Linked DNA regions of Homo sapiens: regions 1 and 3 are each linked to region 2. A link is a contact called in ENCODE Hi-C or POLR2A ChIA-PET data. All regions are on one chromosome and are shown on one strand. Each heading gives the region's core, a stretch centred on a gene start or an enhancer-like site at or near the end of the contact. The rest is flanking DNA. Distances are from core to core; before and after follow the strand shown. Region 1 has its middle 56 kb from the start of CABLES1. Region 2 overlaps SLC35D4 (solute carrier family 35 member D4). Region 3 overlaps RBBP8 (RB binding protein 8, endonuclease).

Evidence for each region. Hi-C counts contacts between places; a loop is a spot of excess contacts on that map. ChIA-PET counts read pairs that join two places held with the same protein, here RNA polymerase II (POLR2A). Pooled maps may share reads with other maps.
Region 1: a map of naive thymus-derived CD4-positive, alpha-beta T cell shows a loop between it and region 2 (19-fold over the local background). The contact joins two enhancer-like sites. A Hi-C loop is called at or near these places in 2 of 168 maps with a recorded cell type or tissue (both naive thymus-derived CD4-positive, alpha-beta T cell), 23 of 37 single-sample maps with no recorded cell type and 12 of 50 pooled maps. POLR2A ChIA-PET finds 5 or more read pairs at or near these places in 5 of 52 experiments (AG04450, GM10248, activated B cell and 1 more).
Region 3: a pooled map shows a loop between it and region 2 (2.0-fold over the local background). The contact joins two enhancer-like sites. A Hi-C loop is called at or near these places in 3 of 50 pooled maps. POLR2A ChIA-PET finds 5 or more read pairs at or near these places in 2 of 52 experiments (HepG2 and activated T-cell).

What each region holds. Positions count from the first base shown.
Region 1 is chr18:23,077,452-23,080,654 of GRCh38, forward strand. No RefSeq gene overlaps it. Among named protein-coding and RNA genes, the nearest start is that of CABLES1, 56 kb to the right of the region's middle. Within about 2 kb of position 1,345, at least 3 of the 41 ENCODE cell types and tissues checked have a DNase peak (open chromatin) inside an H3K27ac peak, as active enhancers do.
Region 2 is chr18:23,357,341-23,360,283 of GRCh38, forward strand. The region is part of intron 11 of SLC35D4 (solute carrier family 35 member D4); the gene reads right to left. Among named protein-coding and RNA genes, the nearest start is that of SLC35D4, 79 kb to the right of the region's middle. RefSeq lists an enhancer at 1,412-1,531. Within about 2 kb of position 1,656, at least 24 of the 41 ENCODE cell types and tissues checked have a DNase peak (open chromatin) inside an H3K27ac peak, as active enhancers do.
Region 3 is chr18:22,977,264-22,980,334 of GRCh38, forward strand. The region is part of intron 6 of RBBP8 (RB binding protein 8, endonuclease); the gene reads left to right. Among named protein-coding and RNA genes, the nearest start is that of RBBP8-AS1, 45 kb to the left of the region's middle. Within about 2 kb of position 1,293, at least 7 of the 41 ENCODE cell types and tissues checked have a DNase peak (open chromatin) inside an H3K27ac peak, as active enhancers do.

The DNA.
Region 1 (3,203 bases), core at 95-2,594, 280 kb before region 2:
GTGCTTCCCACTCCAGAAAGCAAGCCTGGCGTCCATGATCTTATGGTGTGTGGAGGGGATATCAACAAACTGGCTGCTCAGGAGCAGGGACCATTCCCAGCCTGGCATGTGTGTAAGTGAGAAAAGCAGGGGGCACCAGAGTCACAGGTTAAAAAAGTGGTTCAGCTTCCTGGAGCACTACTCTTCTGAAACAGAACGTAAATATTTGCATGCATTTTTTCAGACAAAATACACTACTTCAAAGAACTTTCTGGCATGCCATATTCCATCTCTAGCTGGGCCTCCAGTTCCGCAGGGACTGTATACTCTGTTCTGCCAAGGAGGGCTCTGGGGGAAGAGCTGGTGGTGCCCTGGAGTAGGAGAAAGATCACTGGACCAGGAGGCAGCGCGGGGAATGGCTGAGGTCTAGGTTCCATCCCCTCTGCTCCTCTAACCCCTTCTACTGTCACTAAAGGCACTATCTCAGCTCCTGCACTTAGCATGGCTTCCCTAAGTTACCCCAGCAGCCACCCAAGAAGGTGGCTAAGAAAGAAGCACTTCCTTCTTTCACGTAGAGTGATCTTTTGAAACCAAATTGACTCAGGCTAGAAACCTTCCATGAGTCCCTCTGGCTTCTGGAGTAAAGTCCCTGGCACAAGGCCCCTCACAGCCCAACTCCCAATGAAGGCTTTGCTATTCCACCACTCCCCATGCACCCCACATCCCTCAGCTCCCTCCCTGTTCTCCTCGCTTTTCCTGGTGCAGCTCCATCTGCCTTGTTCCCCAGTCCACTCCACCCAGGGAACCTTGGCTCACCCCTTGAGACCTCATTCATAGCCCTCCCGAGTAGGATGTGTTCCATCTCAACAAAGCAAGGTCCCCACGTTAACTGGCAGCCCTGGTTATCAGTGCGTGCTGACTGCAATTGTGTTTATTCCCTTTTCTTTTTCTTTTCCTTTTTTTTTTTTTGAGATGGAGTTTTACTCTTGTTGCCCAGGCTGGAGTGCAATGGCGTGATCTCGGCTCACCGCAATCTCCGCCTCCCGGGTTCAAGCGATTCTCCTGCCTCAGCCTCCCAAATAGTTGGGATTGCAGGCATGCACCACCATGCACGGCTAGTTTTGTATTTTTAGTAGAGATGGGGTTTCTCCATGTTGGTCAGGCTGGTCTCGAACTCCTGACCTCAGGTGATCCACCTGCCTTGGCCTCCCAAAGTGTTGGGATTACAGGCGTGAGCCACCACGCCTGGCCGTTATTCCCTTTTCTAGTTGGCAGAGAAAACCTCAAGAAGCTCTTTTGAAACTAAATCTCAGCAGATTTTTATTTCCAAACAGAATTAAAACAGGAAGTGAGAGTCAAAGTGTGCTCCACTGTGACAAAAGTCACATTAGGAAATCAAAGTGTCCTCATCTCTTAGGAAGCTCAGGTCTCCTTAGGGGCACAGTGAAATTCCCAGGCTTCCATCTGAGAGTCTATGGAAACTCACTTCAAGAGGTTCTCACTGGTGTTTGATTTTACTCCGAGGCAGGGCAAAATGTTTCATGGTTTTGAACGTGAAGAAAGTTCCTGCAGAGGCAAAGTCAGACAGGGTCAACTGCAGGGGCTGCAGAGAGCCAGGCTGGGGGCCAGCTAGAGTTAGAAGAGACTTCAGTGTTTCCTTCAATTAAAAAAAAAAAAAAAAGCCCTTTTGTAGAGGAAGTCCTGTGTCTCCAAGCAAGTTCTAACTTCACTAAAAAAAGCTTAGCTAAGCTCCGCCAACTGATTCGGTCTTTTTCCACAGAGAGGGAGAAGAGGGATGGCTGTTTTCTCTCAACTCCAGAGGAGAGTGAGTGAGGAATGAATTGTTTGTCTTCCACATAGCAAACCAAACTGGAGTCATTTTTACCCGAATGTATCAGTGGAAACCAAACTGGCGTCACTACAAAATTCCCAAGTCTCTTGCTGCTTCTGGGTTTATTCCTTGTTGTCAATGTTGTTTATTTTGTTCTTCCCACAAGTTGCAATGAATAATGTTGAATAAATGAATGAATAATGAATAATAAGAATGAATAATAAGTGAATGAATGAACACAAAACAGAAACTAACAAACTATCCAGGAAGCACAGAGATGTGTCATAGCCAGCAGAGAAAGGCTAAAAGACCTCAAGTTGTTTTCTGCCATTCTTACAAAGATGCTAATTATTATTATTATTATTTTTGAGATGGAGTCTTGACCCGTCACTCAGGCTAGAGTGCAGTGGGGCGATCTCGGCTCACTGCAAGCTCTGCCTCCCGGGTTCACGCCATTCTCCTACCTCGGCCTCCTGAGTAGCTGGGACTACAGGCACCCGCCACCACTCCTGGCTAATTTTTTGTATTTTTAGTAGAGACGGGGTTTCACCGTGTTAGCCAGGATGGTCTCGATCTCCTGACCTCGTGATCCACCTACCTCGGCCTCCCAGAGTGCTAGGATTACAGGCGTGAGCCACCACAACCGGCCGATGCTAATATTTTATCCGAACTCTACTTACAGCTCAAATTTTCGTTTTGTCATTCATCATTTATCTATTCATCTGGTACTTACTGAGTTGTTATATGTGAGGCATTGCATTAAAAGTCACCCAGGCTGGGTGCAGTGGCTCACGCCTGTAATCCCAGTATTTTGTGAGGCCAAGGCAGGAGGATCACGAGATCAGGAGATCGAGACCATCCTGGCTAACACAGTGAAACTCCATCTCTACTGAAAATACAAAAAATTAGCTGGGCGTGGTGGCGGGTGCCTGTAGTCCCAGCTACTCGGGAGGCTGAAGCAGGAGAATGGCGTGAACCCGGGAAGTGGAGCTTGCAGTGAGCCGAGATGGTGCCACTGCACTCCAGCCTGGGTGACAGAGTAATACTCCATCTCAAAAATAAAAAGAAAAAAGTAATCAGATATATAAAAAAACTTGGAATAAACAAAAAAAAATTACTGGTGTCTCCAGTGGAAAACAATGTGTTGCTTAGAGCACACTGTTCTAGATTATTTAATTTCAGCTATTTATTGTCTTTGAGCTATTTTATAACTTTTTTTTTGAGACAGGATCTCGCTCTATCACTCAGGCTACAGCGCTGTGGTGCAAACACAGCTCACAGCAGCCTCCACCTTCCAGGCTCTGGTAGATCGTCTCGCCTCTGCCTCCTGAGTAGCTGGGACTACAGGCGTGTGCCACAATGCCTGGCTAATTTTTACATTTTTCATAGAGAT
Region 2 (2,943 bases), core at 406-2,905:
AGAGGAAATAATCACACATATTGGCTGCTTCCCTCTCTGGAATTTGAACTTGGTCACAAACAAGAAGTCAGGAGATTAAAAAAGCAGAAAGCCTTCCAAAAATGTCCGGAGAAAAGGAATTAAGCATTTCCACAGCAGATAGCTTGTCTTCCAAATCTGGAATTTCTGAACCCCTTGGAGAGCCTGGTCTTCCAGACCCCTGGGCCTTGGCCTGTCTCTCAGTTCTGGGGGCCTGGGGGAGAGGGCTGATTTTCCTAAGTATTGCTAGTATATTAAGTGTACAGTGGAACACACAGGCAGCATTTCCTTCACCACTACGCTATTAATCAAGGGTTTCAGATCAAAAGACATGATGGGCTCCTATGCTTTCTTGGAGACCCAAACGATCTCAAATGATTCAACTATCTATTGGTAAGGAAAGTTCTGAGTTCAATTTCTTTGGAGGGCTTTTTAAAATTATGACTGTTATTTTCTTTGTGTTGTTTCTGCGAGTGAGTGTGTGTTTAACTACAAGGAAGGGATTTCTTGGGATCTGGTTTTCATGAAGCCCAACAAGATTTCTTGTTCTCTTTCAGCCACGATTCCTCTGAATAGCTCTACTGTCAAACCGTGTTGGTAGAGGGAATTTGTAAATGACAACATCAGTTGTCATTTAGTGTGCGAAGAGCGTGGATATATTCTGAAGTCCCTTTCCCCATAGAAGTGATAGGCAAGGGTGCCCTGGGGACCCCAGACCTAGAGAGTGGCCAGAGCCCTCCATTCAGGCAAAGTGGAGGGAGAGTCTGTCCACGTCCATGGAGAATTCGTTCCGTCTCTTTGGCAGCTGTGTGCTCTTGGCCCTTTCCCAGTTTCCTTCTCAGTGTGAGAGGAACTGCAGCGCAGCCAATGTGATAATGAGGAACGGCGGAGAGGGAGACGAATGAAACTTAGGACCTTGAGTCCTCTCAGGCTTCACCCCTCTCAGCACCCAGTCTTTCATCAGAAATGCTCCAGCAGGGTGAACGGGACTCATGGCGCGTGGCAGCTTTTACAGCCCAGCCCAGGCTTTGGAGGGGGTCTAAAGAGCAGAAGTGTGGTCAGAGGAAGACTAGGAGGGAGGAAAAGAAAGAAAGAAAAAAAAACACAGTCCTCGGGAAATCATAACCCCCACCCAAATCCTGAAAACTGACCCCATAATGAGAGAGAGAAAATAAGAATAGCTAGCCCTTACCTTTGAGCCATTTCTAAAACCATCACACATTGGTTTCTCACACACCACTTAGCTGACTTCACACCTGTCCCTCCTCCTCCTAGAATTAGCGAGTCCTTGAGAGTGGGGATGCTATTTTCCTCACCCCTGCACCCACTGTGTGTCAGCACCATAACCAATATACCCAGCACACAGCAAGCACTACCAAACCAAGAGTATTGGAAAGACCTGATCATCTCTTGCCTTCCCTAGAGCTAATGTTCTAGTTTCCAGCTGGCTCTGTGGTCCTCAATTTCAAGCTGACCTCAAATATTCCCCTTCGATGCCTTCCACCTGGCTTCTCTTTTGCTAAAGTAGTACTCCTAAGCAGAGAGGGTGCACGGCAACCCAGGAACAGCAAATGTTAGTGACTGTGCTATAAATACCCCCGGAAGAGGTTGCAGCGTGTGGCTGGCTGGCCCCAGCCACATGCAAACTCGATCCAGGAGTCTGCTGCAAAACAACACTCCTGCACCATCTAGTGCTGAACTACACGGCTTAAGCACAAATCAAGTGGCTAAAGAGTTTGTAAACAAGGCTGGGCGCGGTGGCTGACGCCTGTAATCCCAGCACTTTGGGAGGCTGAGGTGGGTGAATCACGAGGTCAGGAGTTCAAGACCAGCCTGGCTAAGATGGTGAAACCCCATCTCTACTAAAAATACAAAAATTAGCTGGGCGTGGTGGCGGGTGCCTGTAATCCCAGCTACTCAGGAGGCTGAGGCAGAGAATTGCTTGAATCTGGGAGGCAGAGGTTGCAGTAAGCCGAGATTGTCCCACTGCACTCCAGCCTGGGCGACAGAGTGAGACTCCATCTCAAAAAAAAAAAAAAAAAGAGTTGTAAACATGTTTTGCTACAGCAACACGCGGCTTATGCAATGGAGTCCGAGTTAGGCCCTCACTGTTGTGTTCTGCAGTTACAATTCTGCTGACTCTGAGTGAGCGAGTGAATCCCATCTTTCTAAAGATTACAAAGCATGAAATTGCCATGGTGAAAAGTGTGACACAATATTACCACATTCGAGACTAACTGATATTTGAACGTGAAGAAAATTTCCTCTCATGTTCTCGCCCTCAAAACTGGCAGGAAAACAGGAGGTCGGTTCCAAGCAGTAATTAGTGCTGCTTGCTCTGTCTCACACATGAGCCACAGACACACCAGGTAACAAGGTTGTTTCTGGGTCAGATTCCTGAGTCTCCCTGCTCCTCTTGTTCCGTGAAATTCTCTAGAGCTCTCTTGAACACCACAGCTAAGGGGCCCCATACAAATAGGAAGTATAAACTCTTTAACAGGGGAAATTTCCTCTACTATACTTAAAAGAGTGCAAGGGGGAAAGGTGATCCTCTTCTCAAGGAAGGTTCTGAGATTCTCGGAGCAAACTCTGTGGTGGGGCCCATGCTGAGGGCATGAAGAACTGTCTGCCTGAGTCCCACCACCGCTGCCAGCGCACTCCAAAGGTGCACCTGCAAGAGAGCTCCTCCTTCCAATCACTCAGGAGTGAGTGAGGAGGGAAGCTCAGTCAAAAGCACTATCCAGAAGCCCTCACACACCCTCTAGAAGAGTTAAAATAGGACTGACAATGTTAAATGCTGGTAAGGATGTGGAGCAACTGGAACTCTCACATACTGCTGGGTGGGAGTGGAAAATGGTACAAACACTTTGGAAAACATCCTTTCTTAGAAAGTGAAACATACATCTACTCTAAGACCCAGTAATC
Region 3 (3,071 bases), core at 43-2,542, 380 kb before region 2:
CTGATCACCTAAACCACTGTCATATTATGCTATTTGTGCCTGAAATTTCCCTGAACTTTAGAAGAAAATATTATTTGACTTCTGCTTGTTAAATGCAGTAACTCTAACTCTTCTGAGCTAGTTTTGATGTTACAAGATGGCTTATATGATAGGGCAGTTATTAGTGACACCAAAATTATTCAGTAAAATTTTGCCACTATAAAGTTAAAAATGTGTATAAAGCTAGGTATTGAGGTCATCATTCTTTTCGTTTTAGAAAATAGATGTGATGGGTCAGTGAAAGTCAAGGGAGTCTATACACGTAAGAGTTCAAAGGACTGTAGAACTCATTGCATTCAACCCTCTTCTAAATTGAATTCCTTATACAGCTTCTTTAACAAATAGCTATTGTTTGAACACGTCTAGTAGAAGTTTACTGTTTCCCAAGCCTATTTAAATTTAGTGAGACAAAATTATTAGAAAATTCTAAGTTTATAGAAATTACACTGCTTATAAGTTATATTTCTTGATTATGACTGCCTTCCAGGACCATCTTAAGCAAGTCTCTTCTCCTGTGCTACTTGACGACTCTTTTGATACATGAAGACAGCTATCATGGCCCTCCTGAGTCTTGTTTTCTCTAGAGTAAATATCCTCTGTTCATTAACTGTGGCATTAAATATCCTCTGTTCATTCATGTGGCATTACTTCAACTCTTCAAACTGTGAATTTTTAAAAATGTTTTAGTTCGTCAATATCTGAATTAAGAAATCAATATTCTAGGTATAGCCTGATCAGTGGAGCAGTACTGCCACCTCCCCTACAATGGCTATAATGTTACTTCGTTAAGTTTAAATTATGTTTTAACTGGAAATGTAAGTTCTTCAGAGTAGAAAAGGAAAAAAGCTGAATATTTAAAACTTTTTTACAGACTCATGAAGGGAAACCCCAGATCCATAATTATAGGTCTTTAGGGAAGAAACCAACTAAAACAGTTTTGACAGGAGTTTAAGAGGGAGCAGAGGTCCATAAATCAAACAGCTCAAGCCATCAGAAGGAAAAGTGAAAGGAGGACAAGTGTGCATAATTAATTTAACCAAAAGCTGTGACGTGAACTCTTTCTCTCAGAAAATCAGTGAGACTAGTGTTTTAAAGGATGAACTTGGTTAACATATGGAGTTTTGTTTTTTCCTTTTATGACAAAGGAAGACAAAGCCAGCACTCATTTACTTAGTTTGGGCACCTCTAGTTAGAGCTAGTTTTGTTTGTTTTTTTGTTTTTTCCTTTTGTGATCCCAGCTTCTTCCACATTGACTCTGCCAGGAAATCAATTGCTTCTCGTGACTCATTCATGTTTCAGGTGGAATTTTTATGACTAATAGGCAAGCAGGCTGTGACGTGATTAGTTAAAGCTAGGTCAGATAGATTTCACACTCCATTAATTTATAAGCCTTTCTCATATGACTTTAACTTACTGTTTTTCCAGAATAAGAAAATTACAGGAAGAGATTAAAAAATTAGATATCAGATCTATTGCACAGAATGGTGACTTAATAATGATTGTATATTTCAGAACTGCCAAGTAGATTTTAAATGTTTTTACTACAAAAAAAAGATAAGTGTGTGAAGTGATAGATGTTAATTAGCTTGATTTAATCATTCTACACTGTAAACATGTATCAAAACATTTTGTTGAACCCAGTAAGTAGATACAATTATTATTTGTCAATTAAAAATAAAATTTGGCTGGGCACAGTGGCTCATGCCTGTAGTCTCAGCACTTTGGGAGGCCAAGGTGGGCAGATCACTTGAGGTGAGGAGTTTGAGACAGCCTGGGCAACATGGTAAAACCCTGTCTCCATTAAAAATACAAAAACTAGCCAGGTATGGTTGCACGCGCAGCTGTAGTCCCAGCTACTCGGGAGGCTGAGACACAAGAATCACTTGAACCTGGCAGAGGTTGCAGTGCGCTGAGATCGCACCACTGCACTCCAGCCTGGGCAACAGAAGGAGACTCCGTCTCAAAAACATAAAATAAAATTTTAAATAATTTTATGTTTATTTTATTTTATGTTTATGTTTATTTTATTTAAAATTTAAAAAATTTTAAATAATTAGACATTAGCTCTAAAGATTGTTCCTTGGTATAAAATGTAGGATTAAAGCCTACAAATAATATTGGTATCATTCAGGAAATTAAAGTGTAAATCTTTTTTGGGAAAAATTAGTCTTTGTCTTCCAATTAATGTTTCTTAAAAATCTCTGTTGGTCATAGTTCATACAGTTCTCACTATATAAGCTTTTATTTGGAAATAGTATTGCAAGTTGATACGAGTCTAATAGGACAGACTGATTTGGTCATGTAAAGCCTAAATGTCTGACAGACTGGTAACAATTGGTTGGCAAATAAGGTCAGTAATGGTTTGACATGGGAAAGTCAATTAACTTTATTTTTACTCAACATTCACAATTCAATTCAAACCCAATCTTTCAGTTACAGTTGATCCTGAATTGAGTTGGGCAAGAACATATGCCTAGATCCACACAAATTTATTCTCTAGTGGAATCTGGGAATGTCTCCTATTCACTCAACAAATGTTTACGCCATACCTACTGTATGTCTACTGTGGTAGGCTCTTGTGATTCATCGGTTAACCAAAGATCCCATCCTCTTAGAACTTATATTCTAACAGGTGAGCAATAGATACAATAAATAAATTGCAGCTGGGCGCCGTGGTTCACGCCTATAATCTCAGCACTTTGGGAGGCCGAGACGGGTGGATCACTTGAGGTCAGGAGTTTGGGACCAGCCTGGCCAACGTGGTGAAACCCTGTCTCTACTAAAAATACAAAAATTAGCCAGGCATGGTGTTGCACGCTTGTAATCCCACCTACTCAGGAGGCTGAGGCACTAGAATCACTACAACCCAGGAGGCAGAGGTTGTAGTGAGCCGAGATTGGACCACTGCACTCCAGCCTGGGCAAAAGAGCAAGACTCAGACTCAAAAAAAAATCTAAATAAATAAAAATGAGTAAATTGCATACTATGTTAAAAAGCAGTAAATGCTGTGGATAAAGTTTATAGAGCAGAAT